Linked DNA regions of Homo sapiens: region 2 is linked to region 1. The links are chromatin loops, found by intact Hi-C in ENCODE. Cell type or tissue: ascending aorta. All regions are shown on one strand. Region 1 overlaps VAT1L (vesicle amine transport 1 like). Region 2 overlaps VAT1L (vesicle amine transport 1 like).

Region 1 (5,000 bases):
CCTTGTAAACTCATCATAAGCTTAAAATATCATGAGTCAAAAATGTATTTAATACACCTAACCTACTGAATGTCATAGCTTAGCTTAGCCTACCCTAAATTTACATTAGCCTACAGTTGGGCAAAATAAACTAACACAAAGCCTATTTTACAATAAAGTGTTGAAAACCTCGAGTTGTATGCAGTCAGGTATACACAACTCAGGATTCTTAATGCTTACCAAATACTGTACTGAAAGTGAGAAACTGAACAGTTGTATGGGTACATCACAAAGTTGAAAAATTATGAAGTGAGACCATTGTAAATGGAGTACCATCTATATTAGTGAGGCCTACAAACAGACTACGAAGATACAATGGTGAGCAAAACAAGCAAATCCCCATGCAAGACAATGGGGTTGGCAGCTGATAGGGAAGTACAGAGCACTGTGGGGGCACAGGTGAGCAATGCCTAAATGGAAGCCTGAAGAACACATGGGAGCTCTCTTTTGGGTCTTCCACATTGTATGAAGTAAATACTGTGCTTATTTTTCAGAGGGAGGCAAGGCAAGCCTAGTTAAGTAAATATCACACAAATAGACGTGACGGGACTCAGTTCCAGGTGGCTGTAGTGCCAGAGCTTGTGATCTTTCTAGCACCCACACTGACTCTCACAAAGGAAGTGAGGGCGGCTTGCTCCTCAGCCAGGGAGGAAGCCAGATTGCCTGTATTAAAGCATGTGGTTTTGTGAGGTGCTTGGATGGTGCTTGGTTAGATCAGAGCTTCCAACCTCAGCACTGTGGACATTTGGGCTGGGATCATTCTGCTATCGGTGGCGCTGCCTTGTCCATTGCAGATGTTGAGCAGCATCCCTGGTCTCTACCCATTAGATGCCAGTGGCACCCCCCTGCCCTTCAAGTCATGAAAATATGAAACGACTGCAGACCCTGGTGGAGAACAGGGCTAGATTGATGAGACTCTTGAAAGCTCTTAAATGGAGTAAACATTGCATTATGTCAGAAATGTAGAGTTCTTTGCAGATTTGAAGCAGTTAAGCACTGTTCAGAAAGGTGAAACTACAAAAAAAAAATGATCTGGCTGCCATGTACAGGAATGGTGAGAGAAGAGATCTCCAAAATCAGGAGAATGAGTAGCAGAAGGGGGAAGGGAGAGGCAGTGCCTATAGAGATTTTGAAGGAGAACGAGAGAATGACCTATGACTAGGGAAAATACTGCAAGATGAGACCAAGACGTCTTTTCCTTTTTGTTGTTGTTAGACAATGAGGAATGGAGCTGTAATGACTTCCTTTAGACAAGATAAATACAGTGTGAGAGTGAGAACTCCAGGGGCCTGCATAACAGGCCAGGGAAAGTGGGACTGGAGCTCCATTGAGTACAAAGCCACTCCCTTAGGCTGGATGTGGTAGTTCACACCTATAATCCCTGCACTTTAGGAGGCCAAGGCAGGAGGATAGCTTGAGGCCAGGAGTTTGAGACTAACCTGGGCAACATAATGAGACTCCCATCTCTAAAAAACAATTCGCTGGGTGTAGTGGTGTACACCTGTAGTCCCAGCTACTTGGGAGGCTGAGACAGGAGGATCTCTTGAGCCGAGGAGTTTGAGGCTGCAGTGAGCTGTGGGCATGTCACTGCACTGCAGCCTGGGCAACAGAACAAGACCCAGTCTCAATGATTAAAAAAAACCACCCACTTCGAGCATTTTCCAAATGACTGACATGAGCTGGCTCTGGAAGTTAGGAAACTGCGATAAAGCACAATCTCTAGCCAAAGGAGCACAAAGCCCACAGAGGAAGGAATCAAACTCCCGATCGAGGGGGAGCAGCTAATTGTTAAAATGACTTGAATCTTGCTATCTGCTTCACCCGATAGCAGTCATAGGTGAAGCCAAGGAGTATAAGATCAGAAAAGGCAGAGATCAGACCGAACTCCTGCACTTCTAGCACAATGCCTGGCACATAATAGGAGCTTATTTTAAAACTGGTGGAAATTAATAAGAGTCTAATCACCTGGAAAGAATAGGGACCAAGGGATCTAGAAGGCATTCCTGGAGGTAGTATTGCGAAGTACATATGGGAACTACTAATAGTAAACACTTACCAAGAAGCCTACCACACATCAGCACTGGGCTTGGCCCCCTGTGAGAAACCTGTCACGTGCTGGGTGCTGTGCTTGGCACTCTGTAAGAAGCCTACCGTAGAGTAGGCATTGTGTCCAGTCCTCTATAAGAAGCCTATCGCGTACCAGGCACGGTGCTTGGCACCCTGTGCAAAGCCTACTAAATGCCAGGCACTCGGAAATAGTCTCATCCTGTGATGGTTAAAGCTGTGGCACAGATGAGTTCTCAGAAAAAGGGATTCAGAAAGAGAAAACAGAGTGGAGAGCCAAAGACCCAGCTGGAGAGCAAAGTCACCATAAAGAGGAATACTTTTCTTGGCAAGGTCAAAGGGTTTCTCTCTAAGTACCGCCTCTGTTGGAACCTACTGCCACTCAAGAGAAATTCTTCCCTAATCTGTGTGGGCAAGAAGGAAAGAGGCAGCATTCACCATCCAGGGCCCGGGGCTGGGGACACAGGAAGGACAGACATGAAGGTCTTGGAACAGCAACTCTGAAATATCTTACTGCTGAATTTGGCTCATATAATCCCCGAGCTGGGGCTATTTGTGTTTGCTTTTTAAATCCGCAGAGATTTATGGCAGCAGGAAAAAGCACACAGAGGAATTGCTGCATTTGGCCTTCTGCCACACCTTCTTCGCTTTCATGTAATAATCATACATATGCAGGCAGTGGTGAACACCCCCAGAAACCGGAGTCAGGGGGCACAGAAATGATGAAGATGGTCTTTGTTCCTCTGATGAGCCTTCCGGCTCCACTTGTGATTTTCATGATTATTTCATTAAAAGGGCTACTGCAGCGCTTTTCAGTGTGGGTGTAACTGAGGCAGGGTCAGTCCCAAGGCTGCTCATGGGACCAGGAACATTCTAAATAGACCCAACTGAATCCAGTTCAGTACAGTCTTTCTATGGGGTCTGTCATAGAAGGGACTCAACAGAGGTGGAGCACTTTTCAATTTTGAAATTCTTACCCGAAGGAACATTTCTACCCTTGAAAGGAGCAATAGCTGCTGGAATGGTTTGACAGAAAGAGCAAAAGCATCCTCACCCTCAGGTGCTGAGAATGATATCTGCCTCTGCCCAACTTCTCCCCCTCAGAATCCACCTCCCCTACCTCCTCCCACCCTCCACCCCACCACTGACCTTCAAAAGGATGCAATGACAGCAGGAAGGAGAGGATTTGTGGTTCTGTTGACCCCCAGCCATGCATGTGATCCAACTGTAGAAATGCCGAGAGAGAGGCATGGACGGGGGCAGGTGGCCTGAATGTGAAGGAGACCCACAAGTGTCTCCTTCTAGTGTTAAGCCCAAGAAAGCACCCCCCAGCTTTTCTCATCCCTGCTAGGTACCTGCATGGCATAGAAGTGACAGTGGTGGTCGCCTCAGGGTTGGCCGCTACTTACCCTATGAAACCCTAATTCACCTTTGATGCCCTTGCCTGGTTTCTAGATGTGATGGAACAAACTAAGGTCTTCCCACTCTATGCAGTGGGCCCAGGGGTGAGTCACCTGACCCTCACTGAGCCTCATTTTCCTTGTCTATCAAATGGGGATAATGATGGCCCCAGAGTCAGAGGATTGGCATGAGGCATAAATGTAGCCTGGATAACAGAGCAAGACCCAGTCTCAATGATTAAAAACTTACGAACTTCTTAGCATTCTACTTGGGACATAGTAATTGCTCAAGAGTGTGGCACACTCTCTTTGGAAGGTCAAGAGCATCAAGCCTCAGCTCCAGTCATTTCTGGGCTGGTGTCTCCACCCACCCTGAAGGTTGAGTTGGAGAGGTTTTGCGTACTCTTTCTTTTCATGCCCTTTTCCCAACCAAAAGACTTGAAGGTGGGGCATTTTGAAAAATGGTAATCAATCAAAGCTACCATGGACCCAGAGCTTACCATGAACTGGGCTCTGTGTTCCATTTGCATCAGTTCATTCAAGCTTCATAAAGAAAATGTAGGTGTTATCACCATCATCCCCTTCCACAGTTGGGGAAACTGAGGCACAGAGAGGCTAAGTAACTCACCTAAGGTCACACAGCATGTAAGTAGCAGAAATGAATGCTTAACACTGAAATAAAATGTATATTCCTAAGCCCAGTACTGTGTTGCCCTTGAGCCACCCCTCTCCCCTGCGTACCCACCTCCATGTGAGCTGTTGATTGTGATAGCCATTCTTAGGGTCCTTCTACAAGGAGTCAGTGGCCAGGCCTCCTGATTGCCATGGTTGGTGTCCCAAAGCCTTCTCACTGTCCTAGGTCAAGCTATCATACTATTCTCTGAGAAGTGCCTTCCCTTTGTCACCTGGCCAATTTCTGCTCTGAAAACAGACCTGGGGAGAAGTGAGGGAGACAGGAACGCAATTACCCAGCCCATAATGCAAGGTGAAGACCTGACCACCAACCTGAAGCCCACCAACCAAGAGTCCGTGTGGTCCAACTCCCACCTGCCTCTCCAGCCCAACCTCAAAGCAAGCGGCCCTTTGTTTTCATGCTCCAGCCACAGTGGCTGCTTCCCAGTCTTCCTCCCACCATAAGGCCTTTGCACATCCTGTTCCCTCTGGTTCCCTCTGCTGCCAACCCTCAACAGAGGGTCATCTTCCAATGCTCGTAAGTTGCTCTATTGGAGCAGTGATCACTCTGTGTTTGGTTCATTTATAGATGTCTGTCCTTGTACACCATGAGCTCCTGGATGGTGAGGGCAAACTTCTGCCTTCTCTGTGTATTCACAACTCAGCATGCACAGTGCCTAGCATGTAGTAAACACTCAGCAAATGGTTATCCAGTGGCTGGAAATTAAGGGTAAATTTGTGGGACTCTGAACTTGGGTCTTTCCTATAAACTCTCGGGGAAAACCAGCTTGAAAACAGAAATCTTTTGGTCTAGATGTTTGATCT
Region 2 (5,000 bases), 65 kb before region 1:
CTTAGGATCCATTAGACTTAAATATTACCTAACTAAAAGTTCAGTTCCTTAGTCACACTAGTTACATTTCAAGTGTTCAATACCACATGTGGCCAAGTGGCTACCATATTGGAGAGCAGCAAGGACAGAACATTTCCATCATTCCAGAAAGTTCTATTGGACATGTCTATTCAAGTCTTCACCTCCTTTTTTGTTCCTATTGAAACAACCATTTTACTAGACATTCTTTTTTTTTTTTTTTTTTTTGAGATGGAGTCTTGCTCTGTTGCCCAGGCTGGAGTGCAATGGTGCGATCTCGGCTCACTGCAAGCTCCACCTCCTGGGTTCAGGCCATTCTCCTGCCTCAGTCTCCAGAGTAGCTGGGACTACAGGCGCCCTCCACCACGCCCGGCTAATTTTTTGTATTTTTAGTAGAGACGGGGTTTCACTGTGTTAGCCAGGATGGTCTCGATTTCCTGACCTCGTGATCCGCCTGCCCGGGCCTCCCAAAGAGCTGGGATTACAGGCGTGAACCACCATGCCTGGCTACACATTCTTTTTATCAGCAGTAATGTCTTAGGAAATAGCTGTCACGTTGTAGGAAAAATGGACTATTTCTCCATTGAGACCCTGTCCATCTTTGGCTCCGATGAGAAATCAAACCATCATTACTCTATCTTCTCCCCTCTGTGGAGAGGTGAGATGGGGCTGGAGAGGCTGAGAGAACAGGAACAAGGGGCACGCCCATTCAGTGATACTTTCTGTGAGAAGAACCTGATCCCAGTGACGTGATTTAAGAACTACCCTCTCTGTGCTAGCTGTGACTCTTGTACAGCCTCCTCTTATGGAACTGTCATGCCGTGTAGTCATTCTTTTGTTGATCTCTGAGTCCTGGAAGGCAGAGATGTCATTGTCACTGTTGTGACATTAGTGCCTAGCCAAGCCCCAAAACACAGAGGGGTCTGTTGAATTTCAATTGGATGACATTAAATGTTCTATGCAACCAGTCACTGCCGAACACCTGTTTGAAGTGAATGCCTTGGTCAACATCAAACATGGAGCATAAAGATGTTAACCTTTACAGGAACCTTAGGAATAAATACCTCCTGCTGTGTCCCGAGGAGGGGCTGAGAGTAAATAACTCCAGGTCTCAAAGTCAAAAGAGTTAGTCTCAGCATCTAGGAGTGCTTGTTTTGGACCCTTTCGGACCTGGCTTTTCTGTTTCTGCTGAAAACTGGCTCTAGACATTTAGATTCTCAATATGTCTCCTGGCTGTTTTGTTCTGTGTTGGAAATACTACTGAGGTGTGTTTTGAATACTAATTTGGGCATATGATCTGAATGTATTTCTTTTCCCAGACACGGTAGAAACAAAGAACTTGTACAACTGTATCCCAAGCTATATTACCCTCATCATCACTGCCAAGTCACTTCCTCCCTCCTCTCTGTCCTTATTTCAGCCATGCTGGCCATCATGATGAGTTTGTCCCTGGGATTCTACGCTTTCCCCTCTCCTTCCCCTTCCATCTTTTTTCCTCTCTCTCCTCATGAGTTGGCATCTTGTGCTCCTGCTACAATGAGCTTCCTTCTTGAGGCTGGAAAAGGCGGTGGTCTTTAGCTCCAGCAGCCATGTACAAATTTAGCAAGTCCCACTGCAAAGAGAACTTTTTTCTCCCAGTTTCCTCCCAGCATATGTTATGGACAAAGGGATCTCAGTGGGGCAGTGACAGCACTACTAATGTAAAGTGGTAGATTATGAATAAAATCAGATGGGTCGGAAAACTCCGTATGTCTCCCGTGGCTGCAGTGGCTTGCTTATCTTAAAATAGTGGTTAGAGAGGGTGGACAGGGTTATGTGGAACTGGTCACCAAGGGGACCAGTGTCAAGAGCCATGAGCCAGCAGTGTGGGAAGGGAGTCTGAGCATCCCAGCATACCCTTTCCAGCCTCTGATTGAACACAGGTGGATTCTTCAGGTGAATCCTAAGACCTCTCTGAGACAATTCTGGCTGTTCTCAAATAAGAGCTGCCATCTGAGATTTGCATAAACAGTGTCCTTGCTTTGGTCACTGTGAGCTTTTTCTTTCCTAGCAAATTTGTGTCAGTCTGTTCCCACAGTCTTGAGATAACAAAACTGGCACTTGAGCAAATCAAAAAAGAAAAAAGATTTATGCCCAAGATTTTCTGAGATCAATGCCTATTTTCCTAAGCATTTTCAAGTTTTCAGTTGAGATTAAGAAACAAAAACAAAAGCTTCAGTTCTGGGGCAATGAGAAAATTAATCAAACATCTGCTTCTTTGACCCCGCATGGATTGGGAGTTAAGTGCTTTGATGAACATATTATCAGCAAGACGAGAGCAGAATAAGCAAAGAGCACACCTTCCCTTACTGCGTCTGCTTGGCACAAAGCCTCGCACGAGGTCTGCTTGCTTCTGCCCGGAGCTGGCAAAGGCTGCCACAAATGCAGGACTGGTTAAAGTTCCGAGGCAGAGGGCTGGTAAAGCTTTCTATTGAGAATTTGATGGTGCTTTCCCTGATGCCTGCCTCTCCGCCAGTGTCGTGATCTCCGACTTCCCACAGACACATAGAAAGCCCTGAAGTGTGATTTTTCATAGATTTTCCCCAAGCAGTTTACCAATCCTGCATGTATTTATCTGCTTGTTACTTTTTGTGTTATTTTTTCCTTAGTCTCTGCCTTTTTTTTTTTTTTTGAGATGGAGTCTTGCCCTGTGGCCCAGGCTGGAGAGCAATGGTGAGATCTCAGATCACTGCAACCACCACCTCCAGGGTTCAAGCAATTCTCCTGCCTCAGCCTCCTGAGCAGCTGGGATTACAGGCGCCTGCCACCATGCCCAGCAAATTTTTATATTTTTAGTAGAGTCAGGGTTTCACCATGTTGGTCAAGCTGGTCTTGAACTCCTGACATCAGGTGATCTGCCTGCCTTGGCCTCCCAAAGTGCTGGGATTACAGGCCTGAGCCACAGCACCCAGCCTCTGCCCCCTTTTTAAATTCCTCGATCTCTTTCTTTTTCTTTCTATTTATTTATTTACTTATTTTGAGATGGACTCTCGCTCTGTCACCCAGGCTGGAGTGCAGTGGCAAGATCTCGGCTCATTGCAAGCTCCGCCTCCCGGGTTGAAGCCATTCTCCTGCCTCAGCCTCCCAAGCAGCTGAGACTACAGGTGCCCACCACCACGCCCGGCCAAGTTTTTTGTATTTTTAGTAGAGACAGGTTTCACCATGTTAGCCAGCATGGTCTCGATTTCCTGACCTCGTGATCTGCCCACCTCGGCCTCCCAAAGTGTTGGGATTACAGGCGTGAGCCACCACGCCCGGCCAAGTTTTTTGTATTTTTAGTAGAGACAGGTTTCACCATGTTAGCCAGCATGGTCTCGATTTCCTGACCTCGTGATCTGCCCGCCTCGGCCTCCCAAAGTGTTGGGATTACAGGCGTGAGCCACCGCGCCCAGGCTGATCTCTTTATTTTTCTAATCTTCACTTCCTTTTTTTCTATGGGAACAACTGTTTTTACTAAACATTACTTTTATCATATCTTTTATGATATGATAACATATCATAAAACATAAGAACTTTATTTTAACATATCTTAGGAAACAGCTGTCATATCATAGCAAAAATGGACTGTTTCTCCATGGGAATGCTGGTCCTTGGTGGCTCCAGGGAGAAATCAAGACATGGCCACTCTGTGCTGTCTTCTCCCTTCCATGGAAAGCTGGGGTGAGGCCAGAGAGGCTGAGAGAATGGGAGCAAGAGGCACGCCCATTCCTAAGGGATACTTTCTGTGAGAAGCACCTGATCCCAGCAGGTTCTTTCCCCTCCCTCTCATTCTTTCAGGTTTTTATTTAAAGGTCTCATTCTCTTTCCTGCCTTTGCACCATTTGTTATAAGAACCACCAGATCTTTCCTCCTCAGGAACTGCCGTGCAAAGGAGCCTCATAAAAATTCACCATCAGTGACAGCTGCTCTGTGACCACAGGGGAATAAACCCTGAAAGGAGAGATCACACTACTCTTCTTGTAGTGGGAGCTAGTGTGCACCACCCCTAAAGCATCCTTTTAGAATCTCAGTGCTCACTCCCCCAGCTACCAGGAATGATGGCAGCTGACAGCTCACAGCTGGTTTCTCCTGAGGAATTGTTCTCAGCCAAAGAAAGTCTCCTTCCCCAAGCCTGCACCCCCTCCCTGGGGGCAGCCCTCATTCCTGACTGGTTGATGCAGGGGTGCAAAGGCCCAGTCCCCATGTCTTTGTTCAGAATTACTCAAGGAACCATGCTATGTCTGGAACTTTGCAAGGATGAACTGAGACCTCTTTACTGGTATATCAGAGTTCAACTTCTCCCCGTCCCCAGTCCAGCTTCCCTCCTGCCCATCTAGGAGTTGTCTTTTAGAACACTCCCTATCAGACCTCTTGCTGCAAATCTCAGTCTCGGAGTCTGTTTCCCAGGGAACCTGACCTATGGCATTTTCTTTGTGTCATAGTGATGACAGTGATTCGGATAGCAAGCTTATATCTGTTGAGCATTTACTGTGTACGAGGTACTCTGTTTTACATATACTGTCACATGCAATCCACACAACACCCCGTAAGGTGGTTGTGTTACTATCCCATTGTTGAGATGGAAAAACTAAGGCCCAAGGTCAAGCAACCCACTTGAGGAGGAGCCAGAAAGCTAAAGCTAAAGATCTAAACTTAGCTTTGGTGATTGCAGAGGACTGCTTGGAATAATTCTTTGGGGAGAACTTTCTGGAGGTTGATGCTTTGACTTCATGGTTATATTGTACATTAGCATGTGCCATGGTGGCTATATGAGCACTTTGCCTATACTCCAGAACAGGGCTCCCTGGGCCACAGACCAGTACTGGTCTGTGGCCTGTTAGGAAATGGGCCACCAAGCAGGAGGTAATTGGTGGGCAAGGAAGTGAAGCTTCGTCTCTATTTAGAGCCACTACCCGTCACTCGCATTACCACCTGCACTCTGCCTCCTGTCAGATCAGCGGCAG

Evidence for each region. Hi-C counts contacts between places; a loop is a spot of excess contacts. Peaks named below come from ENCODE experiments on the same cell type or tissue, not always from the same donor. Only the 100,000 strongest peaks of a DNase experiment are listed, where the experiment ranks them.
Region 2: a loop joins it to region 1, with 2.1 times the contacts of the local background. A loop is called at or near these places in 2 of 110 quality-filtered maps.

The regions. Positions count from the first base shown.
Region 1 is chr16:77,868,004-77,873,003 of GRCh38, forward strand. All of the region lies in intron 4 of VAT1L (vesicle amine transport 1 like), which reads left to right. Among named protein-coding and RNA genes, the nearest start is that of VAT1L, 82 kb to the left of the region's middle. In ascending aorta, no CTCF peak of the experiment used is centred here; DNase peaks (open chromatin) are centred at 2,248 and 2,608; H3K4me3 peaks cover 938 bases; H3K27ac peaks cover 4,531 bases.
Region 2 is chr16:77,803,192-77,808,191 of GRCh38, forward strand. The region is part of intron 1 of VAT1L (vesicle amine transport 1 like); the gene reads left to right. All of the region lies in intron 1 of LOC107984878 (a long non-coding RNA gene), which reads right to left. Among named protein-coding and RNA genes, the nearest start is that of VAT1L, 17 kb to the left of the region's middle. In ascending aorta, no CTCF peak of the experiment used is centred here; a DNase peak (open chromatin) is centred at 2,430; H3K4me3 peaks cover 756 bases; H3K27ac peaks cover 2,866 bases.